Linked DNA regions of Homo sapiens: region 2 is linked to region 1. The links are chromatin loops, found by intact Hi-C in ENCODE. Cell type or tissue: tibial artery. All regions are shown on one strand. Links, peaks and the distances in the headings refer to the core of each region. The heading gives the core; the rest is flanking DNA. Region 1 has its middle 58 kb from the start of TGFBR1. Region 2 overlaps ERP44 (endoplasmic reticulum protein 44).

The links. Peaks named below come from ENCODE experiments on the same cell type or tissue, not always from the same donor. Only the 100,000 strongest peaks of a DNase experiment are listed, where the experiment ranks them.
Region 2: it touches region 1 in a loop (4-fold over the local background); 12 of 110 quality-filtered maps call a loop at or near these places.

Annotation. Positions count from the first base shown.
Region 1 is chr9:99,161,595-99,164,523 of GRCh38, reverse strand. No RefSeq gene overlaps it. Among named protein-coding and RNA genes, the nearest start is that of TGFBR1, 58 kb to the right of the region's middle. In tibial artery, for the core only: a CTCF peak has its summit at 1,540; no DNase peak of the experiment used is centred there; H3K27ac peaks cover 1,912 bases.
Region 2 is chr9:100,009,928-100,012,856 of GRCh38, reverse strand. All of the region lies in intron 8 of ERP44 (endoplasmic reticulum protein 44), which reads left to right. Among named protein-coding and RNA genes, the nearest start is that of ERP44, 88 kb to the left of the region's middle. In tibial artery, for the core only: a CTCF peak has its summit at 1,589 (motif pointing right); no DNase peak of the experiment used is centred there.

The DNA.
Region 1 (2,929 bases), core at 233-2,732:
CGTGCTTGTAATCCCAGCTACCCAGGAGGCTGAGGCAGAAGAATCACTTGAACCTGGGAAGTGAAGGTTGCAGTTAGCTGAGACTGCACCACTGCACTGCAGCCTGGGTGACAGAGTGAGACTGTCTCAGAAAAGAAAAAAGAAAAAAAACTCCAATGGAATATGAATTTGAGCTGAAATTATACTCCAGCAATGCAAGGAAAGTTTATCACGTGTGCACTCGAATGTAAAAATTACTCACGGAAGTACTTGTGCAAAACAAAGGGAATGAAAGAATGAGATTTCAAAAAAATGAGACTGAAGCAAATAAAAAACAATGATACCTGAATAAAAGTGAGGAAAGTAAAAACTACATTAAAAGACCAAGATTTGAATGTTGACAGCTGTGTGGCTGGTATTAAATACATGGAATATTCTTTCTTTCTCTATAGATTTTATCACACTTTTTTCTGCAGTGATTAATATTTGTATAACCACAATATGGTAAATGCTATTTTTATTTGGTTTAAGTATTCAAGCCTAGAAGACTTGGCTGTAGTTCCAGAACAGAATGTAAATGTTATGGGAGGCCGAGATGGGTGGATCATTTGAGGTCAGGAGTTCAAGACCAGCCTGGCCAACATGGTGAAACCCTGTCTCTACTAAAAATACAAAAATTAGCCCGGCGTGGTGGTGGGCTCCTGTAATCAGCTACTCGGGAGGCTGAGGCAGGAGAATTGCTTGAGCCTGGGAGGCGGAGGGTGCAGTGAGCCGAGATTGTGCCACTGCACTCCAGCCTGGCAACAGAGTGAGACCCTGTCTCAAAAAAGGAAAAGAAAAAAAAGAATGTAAAAGTTTTGTTATAAGCCATGAAAGTGGGAAGAATGGTGATCATATATATTGACGTGGAAGAACAAACACTATGTAAAGAAGCAAATGTAAGCTGCAGACTAACATGGTTAATATGACCTCATATATATATGTGCCATATATATGAGCATACAGATAAATAACAGTTATATATAAACATACAGATATATAACATTTACATATATAAACATGACAGATGTATAACATTTATATATAAACATACAGATATATAACATTTTTATATAGAGTCATATTATCCATATTGTTCTCTATTTATATATATAAATGTTATATATCTATATGTTTTATAACTATATGCATTTTTATGTGCATAGCAAAACACCTGGAAAACTTTCATTCACTTTTTACTTTCTACACTTCTGTAGCTTTTGAAACTTTACAACCATGAATAATTGTTATAATTAAAAATGTTAAATAATAGAATACTAGCTTGAAGATTTACCACATTTTTAGCTGGCGTAGGAGATATTGCTTTTGGTAAGGCCTCAAGAAAAACAGTCATTGATTTTGGTATGGCCTCAAGAAAAATAGTCTGATTGAGAACTACATTTAGTAGAACTCAATCTAAAACTAGGTAGAAACCTCAACTCTTTTCTAATATGAAAACAAAACAAACAAACCAAAACACTCCCGCAGACCAGAGACCAAAGAAAGATCAACACTGCCACCTATTGAGGATTTATTGGAGAACAGGCTAAGTTGAGTTTTTTTTAAATTGTGATTTTTAAACAGATTTTGAGATATTTTGAGATCTGCACAGACCTGAAATCTGGGTTATCTTCCACCAGGCACACGGATTCTTAGCCATAGAAGTAAGGAATCAGGAGCATACTGAGGGATGCTTGGGAAGGTATGAGTGACAGTTTAAGAAACAGACTCTGTTCAGCCTAGTAAAGAGCCTACCCAAAGGGACTTGGTCTCAGTTTCTTACTTGCTGTGCTACAGGACAAAGGCTGGGAGTGTGGGACCCTGGCAGACGAGTGGGGAGGAGATATGGGCCAACATATGTCACTCTGCTAGAAAGAATGTTTTAATTGTTACTTTCCAAAAATAAGATAATGTTCTGTGAAAACAGTGAAGGCACCCTGCTCACTGAATATATGTCAATAGAGAAGCACTGTGACCCTCCATCCTGGAAGTTACAGAAGAACATCAGCATTTCTGAGGAAGTTAGATTACAGTTAGATTATCTGCATGCACTCGTGTATTCAACCAAATACTTATTGATGCCCACTCTATGTTAAGTACTATGCAGGGCCCCTTCCACCCAGAGTCACAGATCCCATTCGACTGGCTTTTGGAATGACTCAAACATAGCCATGGCATGAGATAGTCCAGGAGGAATCAAGCTATATATTTGGTGAGCCATCCTAAACTCAGCCTGTATTTGGCAAGCACCGAATGTCTGTATCAAACTTAACCATGCTTAGGACACATTCTTTAAAAAGGTAGGCAGTGGCCGGGCGTGGTGGCTCACGCCTGTAATCCCAGCAGTTTAGGAGGCCGAGGCGGGCGGATCACAAGGTCAGGAGTTCGAGACCAGCCTGGCCAACATGGTGAAACCCCATCTCTACTAAAAATACAAAAATTAGCCGGGCGTGGTGGCAGGCGCCTGTAATCCCAGCTACTCAGGAGGCTGAGGCAGGAGAATCACTTTAACCTGGAAGGCAGAAGTTGCAGTGAGCCGAGATCTCACCACTGTACTCTGGCCTGGGTGAAAGAGTGAAACTCTGTCTCAAAAACAAACAAACAAATAAACAAACAAAAAACATAGGCAATGCGATCTGATGAACCAAACTCTTGTTCATTTTTAAAGGTTGACAATGAGACACCATCTCACACCAGTCAGAATGGCTCTTATTAAAAGTCAAAAAATAATAGATGGTGGGGAGGCTGCAGAGAAAAGGGAATCCTTGCACACTGCTGCTGGAAATATAAAGTTCCACCACTGTGGAAAGCAGTTTGGAGGTTTCTCAAAGAGCTTAAAACAGAACTACCATTCAACCCAGCAGTTCCATTACTCAGATACCCAAGGGAAAATACATTGTTCTATCAAAAA
Region 2 (2,929 bases), core at 238-2,737, 850 kb before region 1:
TCTCAGGGCCTTATGTTTGTTTATATAATGTCCAGGATTTTTAGCTGAACTTCCTGGGAGAAATAGAGAAAAGTGTCTACTTCATCTTTCTGGAAGCAGAAGTCTATGCCAACAGCATTTAAAAACTCTTTAAAAGACTTTTTTTTACCTGATTTAAACGTTGCCTTTGCATTTTAGTACATAAAAATAAGTTAGTATTTTTATGTCAGCATGGTACATTTTTGGTATACCTTTTCCACCATAAAATAATATTTAATTCTTATTAAGCTTGTAGCAATTTCAAATCAAATGTATGAATGTTTGTATGAGATTCTCTGGGTGTGTCTGCTTGGACAGATCATTGCAAACCTAAATCATCTTACATTGGCTCTTTGCTGAGTGTTTCATAGAAAGAGGATTAGTGCTGCCAGGATCCAGTTTAACATGTCAGAATACCCCACTGGGACATCCTACTTGTTTATAATAGCTATTTCTCAAATCAAGGTTCTAAAAATGGCTTCTCATGAAATGTGATTAATATATTTTTAAGCCTGCAAGCTTAAATATCATAAACTTATCAGGCTCTATTGCACTAGATATGCAATAGATATTGCAATAGATATGCAAATTCATTGCATATCTTAATGCAATGCCATATTTTAAAATATTTTGGAATTTTGAATTATAGAAGACTTTTGAGTGAAAATTCTAACACAAGCCTTTTCTTGGAAAGTCTCTTTTTTTTGGTTTGAAGAAGTTGCTTTACCAAATTTTCTAGTTTCTTTTGTTCCTGAGATTCTTTGGTTCTACTTCCTTTTCCCCAGTTTTTTAGAATTTCGGGGAGTATTTCTAATTTGAAAATCTGAAATGCTCCAAAATCCAAAATTTTTTGAGCACCTACATGACACTCTTGGAGCATTTCAGAGTTTTAGATTAGGGATGCTGCAGCGGTAAGAATAATGCAAATATTTCAAAATCCAAAACACTTCTGATCCCAAGCATTTTGAATAAGAGATACTCAACCTTTATTTCTATATGACAGCTTGGCATTTTAAGTCCATTCTTAGTGACCAGAGTATTTTTTTATTCAGTAATGTTCTGTTGCTTTTTTCAGTGTTATTTTTGAACCTGCTTCTCAAAGTAGTATTTCCCTGGATTCTGAGTAATTCATATTGTTAAGATGCATCTTGAGTCATTGTAGTTGTTTTATATGTAGTTTTTTGAGATGGTTTGAATAAATATGCTCAGATTGGGTGTCTTTCTATCTTTAATTATGTGTCATTACCCCCCATGACACACTGGATGCTCAGGTACAGGAGTTCAAATGTTTGGACCAAATAGTGGCTTTCAAACCATTTTTCATTGTAAGGCAAAGTAAGACATTTTCACTAGTATATACATAATTCTCATTTTTCATTGAATAATACCCTTCTATGTGCACTGCACTCAATTTTATATTCTCTTCTTTTCTTTTTAATACTGGATATATAGATTGGACATAGCATGCATAATCTTGTCTTGCCTCCATCTCTTTCCTATCATTAATAGCATTTTAAGGTAGATAAGACATTTCACAGAATTCAAAATACTGCTCCTACAATTTGAGTGTTTGGCCACAAGGTGTCAGTGGTGTGTCATAGTTTTATAGTACCAGAAGCCTAGAAGAGATTGGGATTTAAGCTCCCTCTGCTTTTTAATGCACATTCATACTTATGTTTTTTTTTAACTTAGAATTTATTAATAGAATAGTTAAGTACAAGCAATTGTAAAGCAGACCGTTTGAAGTCCTTTATATCAAACTTTAAGGAAGTAAACATTTAAAAAATATTTCTTTATATTTGAATTGTTAGTCTTTTCCATTTTGATCTTAAACTTGGTTTTGAAAGAGAGGGTGGATTAGACTTTTTCTGCTAACAGTTTATAAAAATGAATGTCCTGGCTTTCTTTTTTTTGCTTTTCTCTTTTTTTTTTTTTTTGAGATGGAGTTTCGCTCTTGTCGCTCAGGCTGGAGTGCAATGGTGCGATCTCGGCTCACTGTAACCTCTGCCCCCCAGGTTCAAGGGATTCTCCTGCCTCAGCCTCCTGAGTAGCTGGGATTACAGGCGCCCACCACCACGCCCAACTAATATTTGTAATTTTAGTAGAGACAAGGTTTCACCATGTTGGTCAATCTGGTCTCGAACTCTGACCTCAGGTGATCCACCCGCCTCAGACTCCCAAAGTGCTGGGATTACAGGTGTGAGCCACCGTGCCCAGCCTGTCCCTGGTTTTCTTACTTCTGTAGGCCTCAGGTATGTTTAGTTGGATTACTTACAATTTTTAAAAAAATTTGCATTCACTCATTTAGTCCTCAGAGGCCCAGGAAAATTTAAGAATTTGTCATGACTATTTGCCTGCTGTGGTAGTTCTTGCAGGGGTAGTTTTTAAAACCAGATTTAAAGGTATAGACCTGGAAAATCTTAAACAGTGAAACGGCATCTCCCTTCCCCGTGGTTGTTGGCACATCTAATAATTCTTGAGATTTATTATGTTGTAAGCAACCATTTAACCATTTAACCAACCATTAAATCATGTAATCTGTGGGGAAGGATCTGTTTCCTGTAAATCTGGTTGTCTTGATATTCTTCTCCTTAATCTTTTAACATTTGTTTGGTAAAGAATATGCTTGTATGGACATAGTAAACTTGGAAGCCTAAGCAGCATGAATTACCACCTATTTAGCAACATTTGTTTATTTATTGATATATGTTGATTGTGAGGAAAAGAGAAATGAAATAAGATTGTCTTCAAGGGGTTTTCAGTTTAATATTTCATATGTACAGATAACGTAACACAAAGTCATGCCCCGTGCCACATGAGGGGCACTGATAAAATGCTCTTGGAGTTTAGAAAAAAGAATTTTCCATTGATAAAATGCTCTTGGAGTTTAGAAAAAAGAATTTTCCTTTGA